3 separate regions of the Mus musculus genome follow, and all the other regions are linked to region 3. A link is a contact called in ENCODE POLR2A ChIA-PET data. All regions are on one chromosome and are shown on one strand. The core of a region is the stretch at or near the end of the contact, and the rest is flanking DNA. Distances in the headings are between cores, read along the strand shown. Region 1 overlaps Dot1l (DOT1-like, histone H3 methyltransferase (S. cerevisiae)). Region 2 holds the start of Sgta (small glutamine-rich tetratricopeptide repeat (TPR)-containing, alpha). Region 3 holds the start of Gadd45b (growth arrest and DNA-damage-inducible 45 beta).

What was found. ChIA-PET counts read pairs that join two places held with the same protein, here RNA polymerase II (POLR2A).
Region 1: POLR2A ChIA-PET joins it to region 3 with 12 read pairs in embryonic stem cell. The contact joins the enhancer-like site here to the promoter of Gadd45b in region 3. POLR2A ChIA-PET finds 5 or more read pairs at or near these places in 3 of 5 experiments (Patski and embryonic stem cell).
Region 2: POLR2A ChIA-PET joins it to region 3 with 15 read pairs in embryonic stem cell. The contact joins the promoter of Sgta here to the promoter of Gadd45b in region 3. POLR2A ChIA-PET finds 5 or more read pairs at or near these places in 4 of 5 experiments (Patski and embryonic stem cell).

What each region holds. Positions count from the first base shown.
Region 1 is chr10:80,782,029-80,786,439 of GRCm38, forward strand. Dot1l (DOT1-like, histone H3 methyltransferase (S. cerevisiae)) reads left to right here. Exons shown (of 28, transcript NM_199322.2): 12 at 115-156; 13 at 1,156-1,263; 14 at 1,396-1,627; 15 at 1,845-1,958; 16 at 2,537-2,628; 17 at 2,714-2,815; 18 at 3,022-3,159; 19 at 3,470-3,595; 20 at 3,754-4,238; 21 at 4,326-4,411. Among named protein-coding and RNA genes, the nearest start is that of Plekhj1, 14 kb to the right of the region's middle. Within about 2 kb of position 2,444, at least 1 of the 3 ENCODE cell types and tissues checked has a DNase peak (open chromatin) inside an H3K27ac peak, as active enhancers do.
Region 2 is chr10:81,057,512-81,062,177 of GRCm38, forward strand. Sgta (small glutamine-rich tetratricopeptide repeat (TPR)-containing, alpha) reads right to left here and starts at 2,760. Exons shown (of 12, transcript NM_001358550.1): 1 at 2,617-2,760.
Region 3 is chr10:80,928,019-80,932,677 of GRCm38, forward strand. Gadd45b (growth arrest and DNA-damage-inducible 45 beta) reads left to right here and starts at 2,073. Exons shown (of 4, transcript NM_008655.1): 1 at 2,073-2,341; 2 at 2,430-2,531; 3 at 3,011-3,233; 4 at 3,515-4,186. The coding sequence starts at 2,298. The coding sequence ends at 3,628.

The DNA of each region.
Region 1 (4,411 bases), core at 1,194-3,693, 150 kb before region 3:
TTTGGTGTTCGATACTGTGCCCGGCAGCTCTTTGAGACGTAGAATGTCTTTGTGGTCATCCTGTGTCCATGCCTAGGGCCCACTTCTAACAAAGCCTTTTCTTTTCCTCTTTAGCTTGAAAACTATTTTTCTAGTCTGAAAAATCCAAAACTCAGGGTAAGTTTGCATCTCTCTTGACTCTGATCCTACACAAGAGTCATGGTGCCTAGTTGTGCATGTTTGTAGTGTGTGTGGCCAGAGACCCCAAGTCCAACCATGGCCCCCGAAGGCCCTAAGCTCTGTTACTGGTTGGATGTTCATGATTCTGTGAGTGATGGTCCTGCAGTCCAGGAGCCAGTACATTCTTTGTCCTTTAGTGCCATGAATCCCCAAGTCAGGGGTGTGTCCTAACAGTTGAGGATTCTTGTCTCTAGTACCCTGGAAGGCTGGGCAGTGTGCTCCATGGCAGGTACTTCTCTAGTCACAGCTGCTGGGCATTGGCTTATGTTGTCCCCTGTGAGTAGCTGAGACAGGCTCTCCTCAGGGACATATAGAGGTGGGCTATTGTGTGCCTTTCCCTGGGGAGATGTAAACCAAGATGTGTTCACTGTACATGGACACTAAGAGCAGAGCCTAACACTCTAGCAGCTGTTGCCGGGTGAAGTGCTGAGCTGTCGGTGGTACAGGAGTGTAGGCACCTTACAGGCAGGTACACTGCCACCAAGGAGTGCATCCCACAGCAGCCTAGCGCCTGTAACCAGTGTGTGTCCTCAGCTGATTCCACAAGGGCATTCAGGTGTGCACCTCATGAAGGCCAGAGCAGCTGGGTTCAAGTCAGAGTGGCTGTGTTGTGCCAAGAGGACATAGGTCTTTAATGTGTGGTTTGGCCTAGCTCTTTGGGGGACCATATCTGTCCTGAGTGGCGCAGTTGGGCCTCTCTGTTGGTTGGCATGTCCCATGAGCTTTCATTGCCATGTGGTCCTGCAGCTATCAGTGTAGGGTAATCCTGGGCCATCACACCATGACAGGCTCATGTCTTCCCCACAGAGGGGCTGTGGGACCCAAGTCATGCATTGAGACTCTCCCAAGTGTCTTGTGTATGTAGCTACTTCATTCGTGCTGGAGCAGAGTTGGATCATCCTGTGTTCTGGACACTTACCCAGCACTTCCTTTCAGGAGGAGCAGGAGGCAGCTAGGCGAAGACAGCAGCGAGAGAACAAGAGCAATGCGACCACGCCCACCAAAGTCCCTGAGAGCAAAGCAGCTGCCACTGAGGCCCCCGCGGTGAGATAGGCTCCTTGTCCAGCATGTCCGTCCAGCACAGGGCACAGGGCTGCTAGGTGGCTGGGGTGCCTCAGCCTATGGTCTTGTGAGCACTCCTGCTGTGACCCTTACCTGCCTGTCTGTGTTCTCCAGGATTCTGGTGCTGAGGAAGAAAAATCAGGTGTGGCTACTGTCAAAAAGCCATCTCCCTCCAAAGCCCGGAAGAAGAAACTGAACAAGAAAGGGAGAAAGATGGCTGGCCGGAAACGTGGGCGGCCCAAGAAAATGAGTGCTGCCAGTGCCGAACGCAAGTCTAAGAAGAGCCAAAGCACACTGGATCTCCTGCACTCTCCGCCCCCAGCCCCACCCTCAGCCTCACCCCAGGGTAAGCCTCTTTCTTTTCTGCATTGCAGGGGTGTGAGTCCCCATTCATGTGACTATGGGACTCTGCCATGTGCCAGGCCTGATACTACAAACCAGGAGGAGCTCAGTGTGGATTTGGATCCCATAGCTGTTTCAAACCCCAGATTTGACAAGTTTGTTGCCCACAGTAGTGTGGGACCATGGTTGGTAGCTGACGGGGACTCTTCTCTCTCTTGCAGATGCGTACAGGGCACCTCACAGCCCATTCTACCAGCTACCTCCAAGCACGCAGCTGCACTCACCCAACCCACTGCTAGTGGCACCCACCCCACCTGCGCTGCAGAAGCTTTTAGGTGGGTCATAGCTCTGACATTGAAGCCATTCTGTGGGGGCTGTGCAAGTGGTGGGGCCCCAGTCAAGCCCACTTGCTGTATGGCCTGGCTTACTTTGGCTTATGTTGGCTCCTGTGAGTAGCTGAGACCAACTTACCTCAGGCATCCTGGACCACATCTGGGGACCTGTGTGTCCCATCAGTACTTGGGGAGCTCTGTATAGAACAACTCACTGTAAGCCAGGTGGTGGTGGCGCACGCCTTTAATCCTGGCAGGTGGATTTCTGAGTTTGAGGCCAACCTGGTCTACAAAGTGAGTTCCAGGATAGCCAGGGTTACAGAGAAACCCTGTCTGGGGGGGAGGGGGACCCTCACTGCACAGGGAAGGCTGACAAAATCCCTTACTTGAAGGAGAGATCTGCTTTCAGGGTTTAGGGTTGCCCATTCTGCCAGGAGGAAACCTCCCACATTGTGAGAAAAGCTGAAAGTACAGCAGAATGGACCTGCAGCAAGCCAGGGCCCAATAGCCTCCCTGTGTCTGCTGCCTCCCACTCCTGCACCAGCCTTTCTTTACATGTTGTGCTGTGTGTGTGCCTCCAGAGTCCTTCAGAATCCAGTACCTGCAGTTCCTGGCTTATACAAAGACCCCGCAGTACAAGGCTAACCTACAGCAGCTTCTGGACCAGGAGAAGGTGCGCAGGCTCTGCCTTAATGTCAGTTCTCAACATAGGGCTGCCTGGGGGCTCTGTGGTCACCTTCTCCTGTCCTCTCTTGCAGGAGAAGAACACACAGCTCCTGGGCACAGCCCAGCAGCTCTTCGGCCATTGCCAGGCCCAAAAGGAAGAAATCCGCAGGCTGTTCCAGCAGAAGCTGGATGAGGTGACGTGAGGCCGCCCGCCCGCCCACTTCAGCAGAACCTGACCCAGGGTTTGGTGGGGCAACCAAAGATAGCGTCCCTTGTCCTTATGGAAGTACTGATATGGAATTGCCTTGGCTATACTCGGGTCAGAGCTGTAGGGTAGCTGTCATCTCTTTTGTTCCTATAAACTGGGACTCTACTCACCATGCTTTGTCCTCATCCCCAGTTGGGCGTGAAGGCGCTGACCTACAATGACCTGATTCAGGCCCAGAAGGAAATCTCTGCCCACAACCAGCAGCTGCGGGAACAGTCGGAACAGCTGGAGAAGGACAACAGCGAGCTTCGGAGCCAGAGCCTGCGGCTGGTGTGTGCAGGGGGGCCTGCCGCTGCTGGTTGCGCACGTGTGGGGTGGAGGGAGGACTTGATTGCCCACTCACTGGCCCAGAGGTGTGCTCTGGCACCAGATTTGCTGGGCTGAGCAAGGATCAGGCCAGGGACTCTTTTCCATCTTGTCATGGTCCTGTAAAGGTCATATTGGCCTTTATTACATTGCTTGTTTGTGGCTGGGTGTTGATACTATGTGCTACAACTGTGGGAAGGATCCATTGCACTGTCCAGAGAGCCTGGCCCTTGCTCCCTTTGGCTACTGAGACTTCCTGTTCATGTACCCATAGCTCAGGGCCCGGTGTGAGGAGCTGAGGCTTGACTGGTCCACACTGTCCTTGGAGAACCTGCGGAAAGAGAAGCAGGCCCTGAGGAGCCAGATCTCAGAGAAGCAGCGGCACTGCCTGGAGCTGCAGGTAGGGTATTGGTGTGTTGCATCAGACCCCATCTTCACCCTCAGAAAGGCATCTGTGATGGTGGACAGCAGGGGTGTACGTGTCGTTGGACCACCATGTGCCACCTACCCTGCTGGGTGGAGCCTTGGCTGCTCTGTGACACCCCTCCCATCCTCTAGATCAGCATCGTGGAGCTCGAGAAGACCCAGCGCCAGCAGGAGCTCCTGCAGTTAAAGTCCTGTGTACCACCAGATGATGCTTTGTCTTTGCATCTGCGTGGCAAGGGTGCCCTGGGCCGAGAGCTGGAGGCTGATGCTGGGCGCTTACGCCTTGAGCTGGACTGTGCCAAGATCTCCCTGCCACACCTCAGCAGCATGAGCCCTGAGCTGTCCATGAACGGCCATGCTGCCAGCTATGAGCTCTGCAATGCAGCTAGTCGGCCATCATCCAAGCAGAACACACCCCAGTACCTGGCCTCTCCCTTGGACCAGGAGGTCGTACCTTGTACCCCTAGCCACAGTGGCCGGCCTCGGCTAGAAAAGCTGTCTGGCCTGGCTTTGCCTGATTACACCCGGTTGTCACCTGCCAAGATTGTGTTGAGGCGGCACCTGAGCCAGGACCACACTGGGGCTAGCAAAGCAGCTACCAGTGAGCCACACCCTCGGTGAGGACAAGTGCACGTAGTGGCTCTGTCACCATTGCTGCCGTGTGCCTGCTGGGCATGGGCAGAGTGACCGGCCTTTCATTGCAGGCCAGAGCACCCCAAGGAGAGCAGCCTTCCCTACCAGAGCCCTGGCTTGTCCAACAGCATGAAGCTCAGCCCCCAGGATCCACCAC
Region 2 (4,666 bases), core at 1,510-4,009, 130 kb after region 3:
TGCAGACTGGCTCTGCCTGTTCCCTCCAACCTCTCAACTTCTCTGGAGGTCAGTGTGGCAAGTGCCGGGCTCGGCCACAGAGTCCAACTCTGTGCTGAGGACTCCAGTGTAGCTGCCTGGGCCAAGTCCCAATGGGTGGAGTGTCACTCGGCACACAGGAAGCCCTGGGATGCAGGAGGCCCCGTCTCAAAACGAAACACCAAGAAGGCTTGGAGTATGGTTCATTGTGGTGCCAACACCCTGCCATGAAGTACCAGCTGGGACCTCAGACAGCGGCTCCAGGTACTTAATCCAGTAGGCAATCCCTTACCCCGAGAAATGGGATGCACACACAACCTCGGGACCCATACAACCTATACAGAGGCCTCAGCGGTGAGGAGCCACTGGGCTCGGATTCCATTTTAACACCAGAGCCCAGTATGCACAGCTGGCTAGCCTCAAACTTAAGGCAATCCGCCCATGTCTGCCTCTGGAGTGCTAGAATTAAAGGCATGCTTCATTATCGGCTACCAGTAGCATCAATGTGTGTGTGTGTGTTTGTGTGCGTGCGTGCGCGCGCGCGCGCATGTATTTGTGTGTGTCTATGTGAGTGTGTGGTGTGTGTCTATGTGAATGTGTGTCTATGTGAGTATGTGGTGTGTGTATGTGTGAGGTGTCTGTGTGTGTATATGTGAGTGAATGTGTGATGTAGTATGTGTATGTGTGTGTAGTGTGCGTGTGTGTAGTGTGTGTGTGTGTGTCCATACACATGTGGAAACTAAAGGTAGATCAAGAGTGAGTATACTCCCTCCAGGCAGCATGTCATGTTTTAGAGGCAGTGTCTGTCCCTGGGACACGGAGCTGATGTTGGGACTAGGCAGGCTATGCAGAGAGCCCGGTATCTGCCTATCTTGTGCTCCCCCACACACACACTGAAATTACAAGTGCCCCCAGCACTCTCACCCAGCTTTTTCCATGGGGAATCCACAGGGAATTGAACTCAGACCCTCATGCCAAGCATGTTGCTCACTGAGTTGTTTCCCCAACAGAAGCACTGTTCTGTGGGCAATGTTCCTGACCCCCACCCAGTGTCAGTGTCACATCAGAAGCCCCTTCAGTCACACCGATCACAAACATCCCCATACACTGTCCCTGTGGATGAGAATGACCAATAAAAGGAAAGACTGATCAAATAAATGACCACAGAGGGACAAAACAGGAAAGTCATCTCAATCAACTGGTGGGGAACGTGTGCCTTCACCAGCCACCACAGAGGCTAACAGACCTCTGCTAATGGACCTTAGGACAATTAATGTCCAGGTGACAGACACAGAGACATAACAATTTCAACTGACTTTCTTTGTTTTTGTTGTTGCTAACATTTCATTTTTGGTTTTGGTTTTTCAGGACAGGGTCTCACTCTGCAACCTGGCTGTCCTGGAACTCATTCTGTAGACCAGAGGCTGGCCTCGAACTCTGAGAGCTCCTCCTGCCTCTGCCTCCTGAGTGCTGGGATCAAAGTCGGACACCACTACAACCTGGCTTTTGAGACAAGAGGATTTCACCATGTAGCCCAACATAGCCTTGAACTTCACTTCCATCCTCCCGATTCAGCCTCCTACAAGCTGGGATGACAGCCAGCAAGCCCAGCTTACAACTAAACGGGCCCAGACTGACATCCTTTTTACGTTAATTATGATGCCAGATGAGGTGGTGGCACCTACAGTCCTGGCAGAGGTGGCGCTGAGGCCAGCCTGGCTCACATAGTGAGTTCCAGGACAGCCAGAGACAGATAAAGACTTTGTCTCAAAACAAACAAACTATTAATTATGTCGATTTCATTTTCAGACAGGGTCTCACGTTGTGGTCCAGCTACCTCCACCGTGTTAGGTATCCAAGGCTGGGCCTGAACTCACTCCCCGCGATCCAGCTGTCTCCCCCTCTCAATTGAAAGACTGGATTATAGGTTGTGGACCAAAGTTCTAGACTATTTGCTCGAGTCTTTGCTTTTGGTTGTTTCGTTTTCTGAGACAAAGTATGTAGTCCTTGCTAGCATGGAAGTCCCACGATACTCCTGCCTCTGCCCATGTGTCAGCACACCTGCCTTACCATTGTTTTAAGAAAACTCCTCCTCAGAGAGGTCAAGCTATTTGCCCTAGCATGCACAGCTGGCCCTCTGCCCTTCAAACCCACACACTACCTACCTTTGGCACCAAAATCAAACACACCCTCCCAATGGGAAGGAGCACCCACAACTGCTCAGACAATGGTGACAACGTCCATTGTACAGAAGAGGAAAACTGAGGCTGTGGGCAGGCAACAGGCTAAGCAAGGTCACCAGGGTGAGGAATGGCAATGTAAGAGGGTCTTAGACCTTAGGGGCCCCGAGAAAACTGAGATCCGCCCCACACACACCTAAACGCTGACCTTTTCGTGAGAAAAAGCGACGAGGGGTGGGGGTGGGTTGGGACGCTGTCTGCCTCAGTTTCCTCTCTGCGCCGCCCGCTCACGTGACCCCGAAGAGAGCAGAAGTCCGGATCACAAGCCACCTTTGTCCCAGGGGCTCCCGAGCACAGCGAAGCTAAACCCACAGACCCCCGACGCCCATACGGGGCACGGCGGAGCCCCCAGCCTCACCTCTCAGTCGACCGAAGACCCGACCCACCGACGGCTGCGCCTGCGCACCGCGGCGCAGCCAAGCTCCGCCCTCAGGACCAAGACGCCTGCGCAGAAAAAAACCATTTCCTGTGTAGGTTTCCTTTTGCGCATGCGCTCAAGTGCACCCTTCGCTCTAAAACAGAAGTGACGTCACGCGAAGAGGGGGGTCACAAGCTGGTTGTTATGGAAACTGCCCTCTGGAGGCATCAGGAAAACCGGAAGTTAGTCTGACAGTCACCAAGCGGGTCAGGCCTAAAGCACGGTGGGGCGGCGGCGGACCCCTGAGGCACCAAGGCAGACCACGTGGTATGGAGTCTGTCACGTGATCTAGCTGCTTTCAGCAAGACAAATCTGAATCAAAGCCACTAACTGATGCTATGAAGTTTTTGGTTCTGTTTTCGTAATTTTTTTTTTTAAAGATTTATTTATTTTTATATGTAGGTACACTGTAGCTGTCTTCAGACACACCAGAAGAGGGCATCGGATCTCATTGTGGATGGTTGTGAGCCACCATGTGGTTGCTGGGATTTGAACTCAGGACCTTTGGAAGAGCAGTCAGTGCTCTTACCTGCTGAGCCATCTCACCAGCCCCCTGTTTTCGTAATTTTTTTTTTCTTTTTCCTTTTTTTAAAATGACAATACTACGAGCCCAGCCTGGCCCGGAACTCTTCATCCACTTCGCCCATCTTGGAAACTGGCATATCCCACTTTCTGTGAAAGCAGTAAGTGTGATTAACCACTAAACAATCTACTTCACTTATTTTTATATTTAAAACCTATTTACAAACTTATCTTTTGCACACCCCAACTTCTTTCTGATGCCTAAAAGAAAAACAAAGATTAGCAGCCAGACAGTGGTGGTGCTCGCCTTTAATCTCAGCACTGGAGAGGCGGGGGAATCGCGGTGAGTTTGAGGCAAGCCTTGTCTACAAAGGATAGCCAAAGCTACACAGAAAAACCTGTCTCAAAAAATAAAAACAGGAGCCGGGCGTGGTGGCCCACGCCTTTAATCCCAGCACTCGGGATGAGTTCGAGGCCAGCCTGGTCTACAGAGCGAGTTCCAGGACAGCCAGGGCTACACAGAGAAACCCTGTCTCAAAAAACCAAAAATAAATAAAAAAATAAAAATAAAAATAAAAACAGGTCGGGCGTGGTAGCGCACGCCTTTAATCCCAGCACTCGGGAGCCAGAGGCAGGCAGATTTCTGAGTTCCAGGCCAGCCTGCTCTACAAAGTGAGTTCCAGGACAGCCAGGGCTATACAGAGAAACCCTGTCTCGAAAAACCAAAAAAAAAATTAATAAATAAAAATAAATAAAACCAACTTATCTTTACTTTTGAATTATGTGGATGTCTATGTGTGGGTGTCTGCATGGGAATACAGTGCCTATAAAAATCAGAAGAGGGCATGGAATCCCCAAGGCTAGAGTTGGGTGCAGTGCAATTCAGGCCCTCTGCAAAAGCTGTATGTACTCTACTTTTTTTATTTTCTTTGAGACAGGGTCTCATACCGTAGGCAAGGTTGGGCTAAAACTGCACTACCCAGTTTGCAATATGTACTCTTAACCATTGAACTATCTCTCCTATTTTCATTTTACCATGTCTTACTATGTAGCTCAGGTTGACCTTAAATTTATGGAATTCCAGGTGGGCCATGGTGGCACAGGCCTGTAATCCCAGCGCTCAGTAGGCAGAGGCAGGAGGATCTCTGTGAGTTCCAGGACAGCCAGGGCCACACAGAGAAACCCTGTCTTGGAAGCAGAAAAGAAAAGCAAGAACTCTGTCCATCCCCCTGCATCAGTGTCCAAGTGCTGATATGATATGCTGTGATCCTGCCAATCCTCTGCACACACCCCACCTTTGACATGGCGTAGTTATAATTACCAAACTTAGTGTCCTGGGTTGGTTAGGGATGTGAGGTGTGCAATAAGTCAGGATAGAAAAGCTGTGAGGGACGTGAGAGGAGAGAAGATGTTGCCACCTTCACAGGAACTGATGCCATTCTCTATCAGAGAATTCCAGGGCAATTAC
Region 3 (4,659 bases), core at 823-3,322:
GGTCTCTTCCTTCCTAGGGCTGGGATGACAAATGTGTACCACCATAGGGTTCGTGTGGTACAGGGGTGGAAAACAGCGCCTCACACATGCTCAGTACGTGCTCTGCCATTGAACCATTGCTACAGTCCAGCAGCCAATTTAGACTATTAAAATACACATCTAGTAAAGTTTACTTATTTGTGTGTGAGGACACAGTACACTTTGGAGTAGGTACGGAGATCAGAAGACAATTCGCAGGAGTCAGCTCGAACCCTCCATCCTGTGGAGGATGTCTTGCCCTTCATGTTTGATATTTAAAATACTGTATGTATAGATTATTCCAGGTTGGGCTATAGCGGTATGTAGATATTGGTGATGAGCTTGCTAGGCATCACGAAGTCCTGGATTCATCACCAGCATCGAAAAAAAAATTAATAAAAAAAAAATCGCTGGGCAGTGGTGGCCCACGCCTTTAATCCCAGCAAGCACTAGGGAGGCAGAGGCAGGCGGATCTCTTGAGTTCGAGGCCAGCCTGGTCTACAGAGTGAGTTCCAGGACAGTCAGGGCTATACAGAGAAATCTGTCTCAAAAAAAAAAAAAAAAAAAAAATCATTCCAAGTGTTCTCTCCCCCTCCCTTTCCGGAAGCTGCGTGAGCAGAGACCTCATGAGGCCACCAGGTGTCGCCGCCGCGCCTCTCACGCCAGGGACATTTCGCATGCTGGGTGGGTGGCGCGGAGGAAGCAGGATGCGTCACCAGACCCGGGATCGGGGGATCCGGGGATCCGGGGAACCGAGCCGCGCGGCCGAGGCCAGGACCCAGGCTGGCGGAGGAGGCGACTCAGGGTGATTCACCGGGAGCCCCCGTGCACCGTGGGAGAATCCCACGCGGGTCTATCTGCCTCGCTCGTGTCCTTGCTGTCGACTACCAGCCCTCAAGCTGTGGCTTGGAACGCCCTTGGAAGCCTCAGTTTCCATTTTGCATAATGCAGATATCAATTCCTTTGCCTGACAAATCTTGGAAAGATAAATGACACGCGTGGAAGAAGGGGCTTGTGCTTCATGCTACGCACTACAAAAATGCCAGGGACATAAGAGCGGCTGCCTTTCAGTCACCTCTCCCCGGGTCAGTACCCTTCGGGTTTTGCCACTTGGCTTCCCCCTCAGGGGTTAAGTGTGGCGAATCGATCTGAGGATAGACGGTGAGGCAGCCGGCAGGGGGCAGGGTCACTCCGCAGAGCGTCTGGAGGGCTCTTCACCTGCGCCTCCCGTGCACACGTGAAATTCTCGGGGTGCCGGGAGGAGGGAGAAAGGGTTCCGGATCTCTCCCCCTGCGATCCCTTAGTGCTCTGCAGCCAGGACCCCTGGGGCACCGCCAAGCCACCTACCACGACCACTAGGAAGCTTCCTGTGTGCCTCTCCTCCCGCGACCCTGGCCTTAGAGGGCTGAGCGTTCTCAAAGCACCTTCGTGCTGGCGATGCTAGGGTGCCTTGGTAGTTCTCACTTTGGGGAGAGGATCCCACCGTCCTCAAACTTACCAAACGTTTACTGTATACCCTAGACGTTATTTAAACACTCTCCAACTCTACAAGGCCGGCAGAACACTTAGTAAGCCTCCTGGCGCATGCACATCCCTTCTTTCAGAGCTTGGGAAAGGCTAGGGACTCTCCGGGGACAGCGAGGGGATTCCAGACAGCCCTCCCCGAAAGTTCAGGCCAGCCTCTCGCGCTGGAAACCCCGCGCGCGGCCTGCGTAGCGCGGCTGCCGGGAAATCAGGAGAGAAACTTCTGTGGTTTTTTTTTTTTTTTTTTTTTTTTTTTTTTTCTCTCTAGAGCTCTCTCTCTAGAGCTCTCTGGCTTTTCTAGCTGTCGCCGCTGCTGGCGTTCACGCTCCTCCCAGCCCTGACCCCCACGTGGGGCCGCCGGAGCTCCGAGCTCCGCCCTTTCCATCTCCAGCCAATCTCAGCGCGGGATACTCGGCCCTTTGTGCATCTACCAATGGGTGGAAAGCGCATGCCTCCAGTGGCCACGCCTCCACCCGGGAAGTCATATAAACCGCTCGCAGCGCCCGCGCGCTCACTCCGCAGCAACCCTGGGTCTGCGTTCATCTCTGTCTTCTTGGATTAATTTCGAGGGGGATTTTGCAATCTTCTTTTTACCCCTACTTTTTTCTTGGGAAGGGAAGTCCCACCGCCTCCGGAAGGCCTCCGACACTTCTGGTCGCACGGGAAGGTTTTTTTGCCTCTTGGGTTCGTATCTGGACTTGTACTTTGCTCTTGGGGATCTTCCGTGGGGGTCCGCTGTGGAGTGTGACTGCATCATGACCCTGGAAGAGCTGGTGGCGAGCGACAACGCGGTTCAGAAGTGAGTACAACAGAGGCTGAGGTCTTCTCGCCCGCCGCCTGAGGTCTGCGGGGCTGTCATCGGCTAATCTCCCCATTTGGCCTTTTAGGATGCAGGCGGTGACTGCCGCGGTGGAGCAGCTGCTGGTGGCCGCGCAGCGTCAGGATCGCCTCACCGTGGGGGTGTACGAGGCGGCCAAACTGATGAATGTGTGAGTCAGCACCCCCCTTTCTCGGGCGTGGGTGGGGGCGCCCCTCTGATGCACGCGCGCTCCAACATCCCTATAGGGCTCGGGGCTTTGGGGGACTTTCCCAGCGCTCTCGGTTTTGGGGAGTGGAGGGCGACATTTCTCAGAGAATTTTTTTTGGGGAGGAGGAAAGAGAGTCGCTGCAGAACCCTGACTTCGCAAGTTTGAGGTTTTGTGTTTTTTGTTTTGACAAGGCAACCCCAGTAACTTTGGACTATGTGCTTCCTCCCCCACCGCCATCAGTATTTGCATAGTCGGCCACCCCAGCACCCGTGCAGTACTGCGGCTGGGGGGCTGTTCTTATATACACTCCTGATGCACGATGGGTCTTGTCCACCCTTCCCGCCTGCGGTTCCTGGAGCTCATATCCCCCTATCCCACCCCGTGCACGGTGACACCCGCTCCTGGTCTGACGACCCCCTGACACTCCTTCTCTCCTGCAGGGACCCCGACAGCGTGGTCTTGTGCCTCCTGGCCATAGACGAAGAAGAGGAGGATGATATCGCTCTGCAGATTCACTTCACCCTGATCCAGTCGTTCTGCTGCGACAATGACATTGACATCGTCCGGGTATCAGGCATGCAGAGGCTGGCGCAGCTCCTGGGGGAGCCGGCGGAGACATTGGGCACAACCGAAGCCCGAGACCTGCACTGCCTCCTGGTCACGGTGAGCCCTCCCCCCCCCCACGTCTCTGTCTCTCTCTCTCCCCGCCCCACCCACCCGTCCTGGTCACCTGGGTCCCGTGTTTGTCAACATAGCTGGGCTGGCTGGTCCAGCACCAGCTCAGTGCCCAGCCATGCTTGGCATGTCCCGTGGGCTGCCTAGTCACCCTGGCAGCTATTTTGAGCCAGCCTGTTTTTCCCCAGTAGGGCCCCTGGCGCTGAACAGAGGCTCCCTACCTAACTCCTAGAACTCCCACTAAACCCTTCTTTTTCTCCCTCCAACAGAACTGTCATACAGATTCCTGGAAAAGCCAAGGCTTGGTGGAGGTGGCCAGTTACTGTGAAGAGAGCAGAGGCAATAACCAATGGGTCCCCTATATCTCTCTAGAGGAACGCTGAGACCCACTCCAAACATCTAAAGCAACTGTCGAGTTGCTGTCCCCTAAAAAAAGTAAATAAAATACATATTTGACAGCCCCCTCATCCCCCAGAACAATCCCTCAAAGGCTACCCTACCCGTGATACCTTCTGGGAGGGGCGGAGTCACCGAGACTGAGATGAGGAGAGGGGCACGTGCGCCCGCCCGCCCTCTGGGCTGTGGAGCCAGGAGCAGCACCACAGGTGGTCGCCGAGGTCGGAAGGAGGGCACCTCAGGCAAGAGGAGACTGAGACTTTAGAGCCAAGGCCTGGCAGTCCTGCAGCCAGCCTCTGCTCGCAGCCGCAGACGGTCTGGACACCGCCGCAGGGGTGGGGTGAGGCGTCCCCCACCCTGCGGGACAGTGAACTGTGCATAAGTCAGCGGAGGGCGACGACCCTCGCCGCGGGACCCGGGACTCGAGCCCGGGACTTCGCAGCTACAGCACATCTATTTTTAATATTGTGCTGAGCAAGACAGATCGCTTGCATATTTTTAAAAATTTCTACTACAGAGACATTCCAATAAACTCGTTAAGCCTTCGTGTTCTCGTTGTATTTTACCCCCGCTCCCACCGGCCCCTTCTGCCTACCCTGTGTCGCGCCATGGGCCACCAACCCTTGTTAGGAGCTCTGAGCTCAGCAGCTCTAGACGCTGCTGCCGTCTGCTGTAGGCGCCACCACCCAACTCCAGCTTCATAGCAATTAAGACGCGGGTTTATTACGAAACCTGGCGGCCCATCCCCCACTGTTACCCACCGTGCTGGAGCCCGGGTCTGAGAACGTCGGGAAGAGGACTGCAATCTCCGTCCCCACCCTACTGACCTGCCACCTCTCAATTGAAAGACCAGAGAGGTGGTGAGAACGCCTGAGGCGGCTCAGCTGGGGGCCTCTGGGGGGTGGGGGATGATCCCTGTCCTCCCCTGGGGACGCACCCTAGGTCTCTTGTTCCTGGGATGGGCTCTGTGGATGCACAAAGGGAAAAAAATGCTTTTTCATTCTTTCCCCAAGCTTAA